Linked DNA regions of Mus musculus: regions 1 and 3 are each linked to region 2. Evidence: chromatin contacts called from ENCODE Hi-C or POLR2A ChIA-PET data. All regions are on one chromosome and are shown on one strand. The core of a region is the stretch at or near the end of the contact, and the rest is flanking DNA. Distances in the headings are between cores, read along the strand shown. Region 1 holds the start of Susd1 (sushi domain containing 1). Region 2 overlaps Susd1 (sushi domain containing 1). Region 3 has its middle 20 kb from the start of Susd1.

The links. A loop is a pair of places that touch in the nucleus more often than their neighbours do. ChIA-PET counts read pairs that join two places held with the same protein, here RNA polymerase II (POLR2A).
Region 1: a loop to region 2 is called in a map of T-helper 17 cell, with 1.8 times the contacts of the local background. The contact joins the promoter of Susd1 here to the enhancer-like site in region 2. A Hi-C loop is called at or near these places in 1 of 37 maps with a recorded cell type or tissue (T-helper 17 cell). POLR2A ChIA-PET finds 5 or more read pairs at or near these places in 3 of 5 experiments (Patski and embryonic stem cell).
Region 3: a loop to region 2 is called in a map of ES-E14, with 4 times the contacts of the local background. The contact joins two enhancer-like sites. A Hi-C loop is called at or near these places in 2 of 37 maps with a recorded cell type or tissue (ES-E14 and Patski). POLR2A ChIA-PET finds 5 or more read pairs at or near these places in 2 of 5 experiments (both embryonic stem cell).

The regions. Positions count from the first base shown.
Region 1 is chr4:59,437,112-59,440,943 of GRCm38, forward strand. Susd1 (sushi domain containing 1) reads right to left here and starts at 1,522. Exons shown (of 17, transcript NM_001163288.2): 1 at 1,095-1,522. The coding sequence starts at 1,212.
Region 2 is chr4:59,402,914-59,407,114 of GRCm38, forward strand. All of the region lies in intron 5 of Susd1 (sushi domain containing 1), which reads right to left. Among named protein-coding and RNA genes, the nearest start is that of Susd1, 34 kb to the right of the region's middle. Within about 2 kb of position 1,583, at least 1 of the 3 ENCODE cell types and tissues checked has a DNase peak (open chromatin) inside an H3K27ac peak, as active enhancers do.
Region 3 is chr4:59,456,385-59,460,291 of GRCm38, forward strand. No RefSeq gene overlaps it. Among named protein-coding and RNA genes, the nearest start is that of Susd1, 20 kb to the left of the region's middle. Within about 2 kb of position 1,712, at least 1 of the 3 ENCODE cell types and tissues checked has a DNase peak (open chromatin) inside an H3K27ac peak, as active enhancers do.

The sequences.
Region 1 (3,832 bases), core at 272-2,771, 34 kb after region 2:
CCCTTCTGTATTCTGCGTCCTGCTTTCCCACGCTATCCCCAGTCTGAAATCCATCCATTACTCTGTTGGGCTTTTCGTTTTGTTTGTTTGATCACAGTGTTTCACACTGTAGATTAAACTACTCTGGAACTCACTATGTAGCTCAGACTGGCCTGGAACTCACGGCAGGCAATCTTTCTACCTATCTCACACATTGGATTCCTTTTTACACACATTTCTAAAGACCTCTTACTATGGAATGGGGCACCCCTCCCCTTTTCCGAAATCCAAGGAACCGCTCAGCTTGTCTCATGCATAATGGCTGCCCAGTAAAACACAGTTGTCCTCTCCTCTGACCAGTACACCTTCTCAGAGCACTTGACACGTTCTGCTATTATGTGGGCAGACTTCGCCTCATTTTCCTGTTTGAATCCTCCGTGTCAGGTAAATCCCACCACGCTCACTGGTCCCAATTTGTCTAAAACACAGACTATTTGCCTGCCTCTCTCCTTGGGACTATGAACCACTAGAACGCCAACATTGCACGGTTACATCTGACCCAGGGAAGATATTAAAGGACTTTCTACGGATGGATGGATGGATGGATGGATGGATGGATGGATGGATGGATGGATGGATACACAAATGCATGGATAAACAGACTAAATAAACGAATGGATGAATGAACTAAAGGATAAACTCTTCCTATAAACTTCCTTATTCTTCTTTACATTCTTAACATTTAGTTCTTCGTGGAAGTGAAAAATAAGGAAAGGGACAGGTGGTGGTGGGAGAGCCACTACAGGTCAGGAATTTGTCCTGCAAAAGCCAGGGAGACTGGAAGCTGTAGAACCAGCGGCTCGCCCTCCCACATCCTCCACGCGGCGCACCGGTCCCCCAAACCCCCACCCGAGTCCAGTCCCCACCCCACCCCCACCCACTCCGGGAGACGCGAGTTGGAGCAGGGCCGCCTCCACTACACACCCCACAGTCCCCGGGGCGGGCAGTCTGGCGTGCTTCTCGCCGCTCCGCCTCCATGATCCTTCCACGCCCCGACTCTGCGCCTCCAGATCCGGAGCGCGAAGCGTCCTGCGCGCCGAGTACCCTGCACTCACCTTCCGTGCCAGGCTCTCCGCTGACGCCGCGGGCTAGGCTGAGCAGCAGCACGAGCCGCAGCAGCCGCTGCAACCCGCATCCTGGAGAGCGGCGCGTGCCCCGGGGACCCCGGCCCATGCCGCTGGCTCCCTCCCGGCGCCCGCCACTCCCCGGAGGCCCCTGTGCAAGGAGATAAGGCCAGAGGCGCGAGGAAGGGGCGGCGCAGAGGCTTCCGGCGCCGGGTTGCGCCGGTCCCGGCGGGGAGCAGGGTCCCAGGTCCCCGGATCTAGGTGCGCCTGGTGCACCGGCTGCGCGCGAGCTGAGCCACGGGGAGAAAGCGGACTGTGCTAGGGGGGAAACATCGCAGTGCAAGTGTGACTTGTGGAGACCAGAGAAGTGCAGTAGCCACAGGAAAGGGTCTCTGACTGGACGGGTCAGAGAGTTGGGAGGTGGTGGCCGCCCGCGCGGAGGGAAAGAAAGGAGAGGAAACTAGTCATGGGCCAGTTCACCCGGGGTGCACATGCTGGAACAGGTGACAAAACAAAAGTTCCAGCTACTTGCTGGACGACGCCCTCCTTGGCACGTTAGGAATCGAACGGGGAGAGACACGTGGTGAGAAAGACATGGAAGACAGGACAACCGTGTATTCTAGAAACCGAGGGACCGTTTTAAGGTGGGGACAAAAGGTTAGAGAAATATATGGCAGAGTTAAAGAACTCTGCTCTGAGAGTAGGGTCAGCATCAGGGCGTGAGGGGATCCGGGAAGGGGCAGGTGATCCTCTGAATTTTGGAGAGAATCAGAAATGGAGTGTTCAGGGACAGAGTCCACCACGTCTTAAGATTAGTGCAATATTAGAGAAAGGACAATATTAGATCAAGGAGAAACTGTGAATGTCGCTTAGATCTATGCTTTGGGTGGACTGTGGTGGGAGACTGGGGAGCAGAGGGTTAACGTGAGTTAGGAATTGGGGTTGAGGGAGGCTGAGGAAGGAAGATCAGTTTTGTCTGTGGGGCCCGCCCAAGTGCAGGGGGCACTCCCCACTTCAGCAGGTACCCTCATTTGCTTTCTCACCGGTGAACTAGCCCTACCTCTAAGGCAGGCAAATACACCCATATAAGGGCTGAACTTGGGCTGCCTTAGGAAGAAACCGTTAAAATAAACTTCCTAGTCTCTTGTAACAAGTTTTCTTGAAGATTATTTCTGTCCAACAAAGAAAGAAGCCTGCTTTGGGAAGTAGTAGAGCACCATGAAAGTGTGAACATGTCTCTAGGTGTTTGGGCAAAACCAGTCTCCAGGAACCCTCACAGGTCATTGCACAAATCCACTGTTCAAGACATTTTTAAAACAACCTTTATCTCTACTTCTCATGCCCTTCTGCAAAATAAATATGTATATATACTTTAAAAAAAAACATGATGCATGAAAAAACAACTATCCAAGACTTGGACATGGGAAGGAAAATTACTGGGTGTCTCTTTCAGCATGCATGGGAGTAAATGCTATCTAACCCACTTTCCGTGGATTATTCAATTCAAAAGTGTACTTTTATGAATGTCCTACTGACTAGGTTTGTTTGTGGCTTTATAAGAGTATACGTTAACTTAAATAACCCCGATGACAATATTATCAATCAGAGCTGTCTGTCTGTCTGTCTGTCTGGGGTCCTTTACCTGAATAGAAAGAAATCCTGAGACCACAATGGCAGTGCATGCCTTTAAGCCCAGCAGTCAGGAGGCAGAAGCAGAAGGATGTGAGTTCCAAGCACCTTGATCTACACTACAAGTTCCAGGATAGCCAGAACTACGTAGGGAGAGCCTGTCTCAAAATAACAAACAAAAAACTCTGAGACAAGCAGAGAGGCTTTTCTGGCTTTGGTGCCCTCTAGGTCATAGGTCTAGAGAGCCTGTGGGCTGGACTAAGGGACGGTGATAACTAGGGGCCTATTGCTTCATGCTTTACAAGCCAGAGACATGACTAGGCATTCAGGCTGGAGGCTTGTTCCTCTGGACTTTAACCACCAGCAAACCCCAGCATTTTGCAACTGTTGCAACCCTCTTCTTCCAACAGCAGTATGAGGGAGCAGTAGGCAGTTCCTACTGGGACTGCAACTCCTGAAAGGGCTCTGGGTTTTTGGACCATCAGCTCCTTATAGGAGCCATTACAGCCCTGCAGCCCAGTGGCCAGAGACTTTGACAGCTCCTTGGAACTCTTCTGGTGGCTTAGACACACAGACTTTTTTTTTTTCTTCAGCTATTCACAGTACTCTGTCTCCATGGCCTTTCTCCCTATCCTGCGCTGTCATGCTCTGGAATGTTTTAGCTGCTGCACCATCTTCTTGGCATTGCTGCCTTCCACTGTGTCCAGCAACCATCTCTTCTTTGTGTTGCCAGCTCACCCAGGGCCACTAAATATAAAGATCAAAAGTAACCAGGAGTTGAGGGTGTAGCATGCTTATCTACCATGCATGAAGCCCTGGGCATAAAATTGAGGTTGTGCAAGCTGTGATCCCAGCACTCTGGAGGTAGAGGCAGGAGGATCAGGAGTTCAAACTACAATACAAGCTGAAGGCCAGCCTGGGCTATTTGAATGTCTCAGATATTTAAAAGAGGAGTCAGGGTGGGGCTAGGGAGATAGTTCAGTGAGTAGGAACACTTGCTCTGCAATATGAAGTAGAATCTCCAGGAGCAATTAAAAGAGGCAGGCATCGCTATACATGGTGCTAACCCAGCACTGAGAGGCAGAAAGAGGCAAATTTGA
Region 2 (4,201 bases), core at 333-2,832:
GAGGTGGTCTTAGGATCCTTTCCAAATCCAAGAGCAGTGGTGTAAGCCTGTCATTGCCACTACCCAGGAGCCTGTGCCAAGAGTTCTTGAGGCCAAGGGTTCAAGACCAGACTGGGCAACAGTAGGATCATGAACTCTCAAACAGACCAAGACAATTCTTTCCACAATGGTTGACACTCAGAAGCAGCCACGCCGGGAAGGTAACCTGTCTCCTGTTATGGATTTGTGTTCTGATTTATGCAAGAACGTTTTCAAACTTTTATGAACTTTGTCACGATGAGACTGGGCTCCAGTAAGGGAACTCTTCACTTTGATAGGGATGGGAAAGAGACGGGAGAGGATGGGAGAGACTAATCAGAACACATGTATTCAGAGGCCATGGTTAGGAGTTGGATTTCCTAAATTCTGTGGTCATTTAGATGTTTTAACAGCGAGAATTATACGACTTACACTTTAGAATGTGTTTTGTTTTGCTCCCCCGTCCCCCCTGCCTCCTCCCCACCCCCGAAATGTGGGGAGGGCAGGACAAGCATAGAATGTGTCTTTTGTTTTAAGGCAGGGTCTCACTATATAGCCCAAGGTGGCCTCACCGCCACCTGTCAGGATTACAGGCATATACTACCACACCTCCACATTTTAAAGAAAGAAAGAAAGAAAGAAAGAAAGAAAGAAAGAAAGAAAGAAAGAAAGAAAGAAAGAAAGAAAGAAAGAAAGAAAGAAAGGAAGGAAGGAAGGAAGGAAGGAAGGAAGGAAGGAAGGAAGGAAGGAAGGAAGTGATTGTCCCAAATCCAGTCTTTCACCCCAGTACAAGAAACTGAACCCAGGGCCTCTCTCTCTGTCTATCTCTGTCTCTCTCTGTCTCTCTCTGTCTGTCTCTGACTCTGTCTCTGTCTCTGTCTCTGTCTCTGTCTCTGTCTCTCTCTCTCTCTCTCTCTCTCTCTCACACACACACACACACACACACACACACACACACACACACACGGCAAGCACTAAAGTACATTACATCCTCACTGTCAGACACACTAATGAGGAGAAGCCCCATCCTGAAAGGATAGATGATGATTTGGTCACACAAAGGAGGGAAGAAGACCTGGAAAACAGACCTGGTCTGACATGATTAACCATTTCTCACTGGGCCTTGTAGAGGAGAGCAGACTCTACCTGCACAGACCATCCTTGGTACCACCCCATTCCTGTTCTCCCCCTCCCCAGCTCCCCTCTCCCTACACCTCTCATTGCTTCACACTTATGTAAAGTTTGGGCAGGCAATTCTCTCCATTCCACAGAGTTAATGGAAATGTGTGTCAGGCACTTCGTTGGAAGGGGGACCACAGGAACATCTGCCATTGGAAGCTTTCAGACCTCACTTCCTGTTACCGGTTCAAGTCCAAAGAAATGGATGTCTCCCTATCGGGCTCCACTCCAGGGGATACGGCGACTAGGAGAAGACAAACGCTGTCCATCAACTACTCCTTCTTTGGTAAAGGAATCCCATCCTCAGCCCTCAAAGCCACTGCCTGTCACACAGCTGTCCCCTTCACAAGCACCCTGCTCCGTAGCAGCCAACTTCACAGTTCCAGGGTGCATTTGGTGGGATTCCCAATTCCTGTAGCTTCAGAACACGGCTAAAAATACAGTGTCAGCTGGCACGTAGCCCAGATTCGGGAGCCCAGAGAAGGCTGAAGGGTACATAAGAAAAGTTAATGCCTCAAGGGGAGAAGATGCAGTGAGGAGCTGGCGCCTGGTGGTGACATGGGAGGAGGTAAGATTCTTTAAATAACAATGCCCTGGGGGAATGGGAGAAGCTCTCTCCAAATTATCTTCCTCCGCTCTCAGTCCAGACAAACTGCATCACAGAGTCCTCTACATAAACCCCAGGTTTTATGTATGCAATTTGCTATACTTTTTTCTTTTCACTCGACCCATTGCCATATTTGCTGATGGAGTACATACTGCTAACCTGATACATGCACTCACAGTGTCTCATGGTCAAATTAGAGCACTTAGCACATTCCCCTATCCTTAAACATTAGTTATTCCTTATGAAAGAACCTTCAAATTCCTATTCACTGGTTATTTTAAAAATTATACCCTCCCACCAAAGAAATTTTAAAATGTTGAAAGGATTGCTGTAAACTGTGGACGATAGTTCAGTCAGCAAAGCACTTGGTGTCCCTACAACCTGAGCCTGAGCTTGCTCCCCAGGGCACACTGGTGTGGGTTCGTAATCCCCGTGCTGGAAGACAGAGATGGATGGACATCTGGGGCAAGACAGAGGTGGATGGACATCTGGGGCTCACTGAAAGTCCCAGGTCCCAGAGAGAGATTCTGAATTTAAAAAAAGGAAAAGAGGGGAAAAAAAGTGGATGGCTACTGAGGAATGTTACCTGGGTCTGACATCTGACATGTACAAACACACACGCTCGCGCGCGCGCGCGCGCGCGCACACACACACACACACACACACACACACGCACCAGGCATTACGGTTGCAGACCCGTAATTCTTGTGATTCCAGTGCTGAGGGGGCAGAGAGAGTTAATCCCTGAAGCTGGGTGGCTGGGATGAATCAGTAAGTTTCAGGTAAACGCAAGGGACAATGGAGGGATGGCCCGCACATGCAACAAGTAAGTCGCCAAACACTCTACACACTCCCCACCCCAAGGCCCAGGAGCCCCAGCAGCAAGGGAGACAGAGACAGTGAAAACTGGAGCAGCACACGCTGACTTCTGGGCATGACAGGACCACTGGACCCCAAATTCATGGAGCAGTGGCTGCCTGCACAAGACCCACATAAGATCAAGCCAGCCAACATTCTAGCACTGAGCAGAACGAGGTTCATGGTGCTCCACCCCTGAGGAGCTGTGGACAGCTGATGGCTTCTTGGGGAGGAAGAGTCCGTTTTTCTTTAAGGGTCTGGTCCCCAGAATGTTGACTACTCAGCAGGGAATGGCCCACCCCCACGTCCATGAGCAGCACAAAGGGGTCTGAGAGGCATATGCTTAGAAAGAGGACATGAAATCAGAACGGGGACAGTGGAAAGCCCAATCAACTCTGTTTTTTAGGAAACTCCATTTTGTGTGAGACCAGGGGCTAAACTCTAATTTCAGGAAGAAAACTACAAAATCCATTGGAGCACTGTCCCAAAAGCAGGGTCAAGGTACATATAGATAACTTAAGACATCCTACAGAGAATAGATAACTTAGCCATGCTGTTTGTCAGGTAGTTCTGCCCCCATGTTCAGTTCCTGCAGATTACGCCAGAAATGTGGTTTTTAAAATATGAACTTGCTGACCCATATAGAAATTTCCCAAGCTTGCATGTGACTGGGTAGCAGTCAGGTTAGCAGTATGTACTCCATCAGCAAATATGCCAATGGTCAAGTGAAAAGAAAAAAGTATAGCAAATTGCATATATAATATATATATTGTGTGTGTATGTGTGTGTGTGTGCGCGTGTGTGTGTGTGTGTGTGTGTGTTTGTACATGTCAGATGTTTGTATCAGAATTGGCTCCTCAGTGGTCTTGGGGGTCCACAGGGGCATAAGAATGGGAGGAAGGGAAAGGTCTAGGAGGAGTTAGGAAAAGGAGTGGGGAGGTGAGTGTGGTTAATGCATTGCACAAGGGCCTCAAAGAATACATTAAATACTATATATTTTTTAAAAGAAACAAACATTTTGAAGCAAGAAGACAACCGTGATTGATCCTGTTTCAATGAACAGTGTGGATGGCTTCCCGTGGAACTTCTAGAACACTTCCTAATCCCACAACCGTGCTTTGCTTTCTACTTAAGGAGAGAAACTTTAAGTTGTTTTTTTTTTTTTTTTCTTTTAAAGATCTATTTATTTTATGTATATGAGTACACTGTCCCTGTCTTCACACACACCAGAAGAGGGCATCCGATACCATTACAGACGGTTGTGAGCCACCATGTGGTTTCTGGGAATTGAATTCAGGACCTCTAGAAGAGCAGTCAGTGCTGTTAACCACTGAGTCATCTCTCCAGCCCCCCTCTTTAAGTTGTTTTAATCTTAAGCCTTTTTGTTTGTTTGTTTTGTTTTGTTTTATTTTGAGACAAGGTCTTTCTACACAGCCCTGGCTATCCTGAATCTCTCTATGTAGACCAGGCTGGCCTCAGATTCTCAGAAATCCTCCTTCCTCTGCTGCTGGGTTTAAAGGTATGCACCCCCATGCCCAG
Region 3 (3,907 bases), core at 462-2,961, 54 kb after region 2:
TAAAACTGAAAATAACAGGGTTGTCTGACCAGAGTAGAATCAAGTGGCTCTTTTCCCACAAATATTGACACTTAAAACTCAGCAAAATGATGCTTTTGTTGGTGGTGTTCTTGCTGTGTTTTGTTTTGTTTTGTTTTGTTTTGTTTTGTTTTGTTTTGTTTTGTTTGAGACAGGCTCTCATTAAGTATCCCTGGAACTCTCTGTGTAGACCACGTGAGAGGTGCCTCTGCCACCTGTACTGAGATCACAGACAGGAGCTACCAGACCTGGCTACTTGTTTATTTTTATATCTCAAATACAGGACTTTAATGCCCTTTATATTTTATATTGTTAGATTCAATTAATCACCTTCTTTTTCCTTTTAGAATAACTCTACCAGGACACATCCTGATGACTCTCAAGAGACAGCCTCTTCCCTCACTTAGGAATGATGGCTTTTTTAATGATTTATTTTTATTTTATGTGCATTGATGTTTTGCCTGCATGTATGAATCTCCTAGAACTGGAGTTACAAGCACTTGTGAGCTGCCATGTGGTTGCTGGGAATTGAACCCAGGTCCTCTGGAAGAGCATCCAATGCTCTTAACCACTGAGTAGTCAACTTTTAGCCCCTTCATTTGATTTTATTTTTTAAAGGACTAGTAAGTCATGGAACATTTTGTTTGTTTGGTTGGTCTTGATTTTTTGAGACAGGGCTTAGCCTAGAACTTGCTCTACAGACCAGGCTGGCCTCTAACTCAGACTCCTGAATGCTGGGATTAAAGGAGTGGATCATTACCACCAGCTAGTCATGGAACACTTTAATAGAAAGACATACAAAGAATAAATTTGGTGGGCAACTCAGTAGCGGAGGGAGCCTGCCACCATGCCTGCCTGCCTGCCTGCTTTGGATCAAGACCTGGGTGGCTGTAGGTGGTTCTCCCACCTCCTTTGTGCACCACGGCTCTCTCGGACCCACTTACCCCTCCCACACTTCCCCACATACACCCAAACACAAGACAAACAAAAATGAGTATATATAATTTAAAACTTAAAAGAAGAAAGACATGAAATAAACACAAAAATATTAACTTGTGAGGGTGAGGAAGACGACTCGGTCAGTAAAAGCACTTGCTGTGCAGATGTGGGGACCTGAGCTCAGATCCCCGGACTCACCATGTATGCTGCCTATGATGGCACACCTATAATCCCAGCATTTAAGAGAGGGAGCCAGGCAGAGCCCTGGGACAAGCTGGTTAGCTAAACTAGTCAGATCTGTGAACTCTGAGATCAGCAAGAGACCTTGACTCAATAAAGAAGGTGGAGAGCGACAGCTGGACACCCTGTGTCAGCCTCTGGCCTCCACATGCAAAATACTCCACACTTATGTGGGCTCATACACCTATGGCTACATGTACACATGGGCATACATACCACACATATATCCATGCAGGCAGAGAGAGAGAGAGAGAGAGAATTTGTGTGGATCTGATGGTACACACCCAATAATCTCAGCACTCAGTACAATGAGACACGGAGACTAGGAGCTAAAGGCCAGCCTGAGCTACATAGTAAGGACCCCATTTTAAAGACACGAGTCTTGTCCCTTGGCATCTTTTTCTTAGGGTTAGTGAAATTACAGACACTCACACTCTGACACAAGTTTTGGACCCGGAAATATTTCTCCATATTTCTTGCGTCTTGTTCTTGAAACAACCGGGGACGGGGAGGGGCACATCAGCTTCCAGGAGCTGGAAAGTTTCTCCTTGGACCAATGCCAGCGTCGGAGGGAGGAGCCACAAACCACAGCAAAAAGAATGGGCATTTAACCTGCTCAAATCCTCCCCTGACTCAGCAGGGAGGGAACAGGCTTTGGCGTGATGGAAGTATTATCCATTTCCTAGCCTTTCCTGCTCCACTCTGTGGCTCCAAAAGTACGCACAAATTTGCATAGTATTTGCAAATATTGTTCCTGAGCCTGGCGAGGAACATTTGGCACACTGAAAATCCAACAGTTCTTATTACTCTTAAATTGTGACAAGATGGCCTGGGTTTCACTCTTAGGAACCAATGATATTGCTCTACATGAGCAAATAGATGAACATTACGACGATAACTCTAAATAGTTCCATGTTTAGAAAAGTTTTTAGTAAGACTTTAACCAAATATTTACAAAATTAACTAAGTCAGTTTTCCTTACATAATTTGGCTTTAAAAAATTGACATTCACTATTCATAATTTATGTTTTACATTTAATTTTAATAGACTTGAATATTTTAGAAGACAACGTATGGGAAAATCTATGCAGATAATTTTAATTTTAAATTTTAATTTAATAAATTAATTTACAGAGCTGGAGATTGAACCTATTGAATGGTATGCAAAATTTTGAGCTATATTCCTGGCCCTCATTTTTTTTTTTTACTTTAAGCCTTTAAATACTATATTTAAATTTTACATCCTGTGACTACAATCAAATTTCATTTATACTTTCTATTACTTTTATCGTGTGCATATGTGTGTTTGTGTACAGTCAGAGTGCAACTTTGGAGTGTCATTTCCCTCCTTCCTCCGTGTGGGTACTGAGGGCGGGGGTTGACCTTGTCATCAAGCTGAACACACTTGCCTTTATCCACCAAAGCATCTCACTGACCCTAATCACAACTTACTTGCAACTCCACAGGCCGAATCCAGCTACTTTTGTGTGTGAAATTGACTAGAGCTCATTAATTTATATGCTGTCTGTAGGTGGTTTATGTCTCAAGGGTGAAATTGAATAACTTTCATAGAATACAAATGGCTCTCAAAAACATCATTTTAAAATTATCTGGTAGTTTACAGAAATGACTGGCCAACTTATACTTTTTAGGCAGTTGCTGCCAATAGGATACAAATTATGTAAATATGTTTAGTGTACCAATGTAATTTTGTTGAAAGGAATACAAGAAAAACAGATTTTATGGGCTTTGCGCATAACGTTGTATGATTTATGTTTATGCCCATCCAGACGTCACTGCCTTCTCAACAGAACACCCAGACATGTGCAGCGATAATTAAATTTCATCATCCTTAGTAGTCTGCCAACTTCCAGTCTTGTATAAGTCAGGATTTCCACATATCTTTCTATTTTGTATTTGGGGAAGAGCATTTTCCAGCGTATAGCAGGTTTTGTTTGCTCTTGACACAGGCTGCAAATACAGACAGGGCCTGCCAGACTGCTCAGAAGCACACCGAGTCCCGCTGACCAGGCCAGATAGAGATGCTACTGCTGGAGAAGAGAGTTCCGGTGGGAACTTGCCTTGCGTGGGAGTTTGTGAGGAGAACTCAGTACTAGAGCAGCAACACACCTCAGTCTGTTTCAGCCTTGCTGGCCACTGGCACACTCGGACAGATAAACTTAAGCTGGAAGGAAAACTACGTAGGACCAACCCAGAGCTCCTGGAGAGTATGAGAGGTCAAGCTCCAGGCAAGGTCTTTGAGCTGTAGCAGCACTCCTGATCGCCCCAGCAGCCTTGTGAGTCGTCCAGTAGTCTAAGCTATTTCTTTTGTTTGAATAAAGTACTGTTTATCTGGAGTTCAAGCACAAGTAGGGGTCCTGTGTTTTGTCTGCAAACACTCATTCCAGATTAACTGGTTGTGTCCAAATAAGCCTTATATCTATGTATGCTACAGTTTAAAAACATCAAGCCCCCCTCCCTGCCTCTAGTCACACCATCATAGACACCTCTGCCCTGGGCTACAGGCTGTGCTCCAAGTGAAGCCATCGCCCAAGGAGACCATGAGATGGTGGAAGGTGGGACAGTCAGGGGATCACACCTGTCAGCAGAGCAATGGTCCTCTGTGGACCACTGCTGATATTTGAGACCAGTTGTTGCGAAACACACCCCACAATGGCTGACATTCCATTCTATAATGTTTCTAACAAGA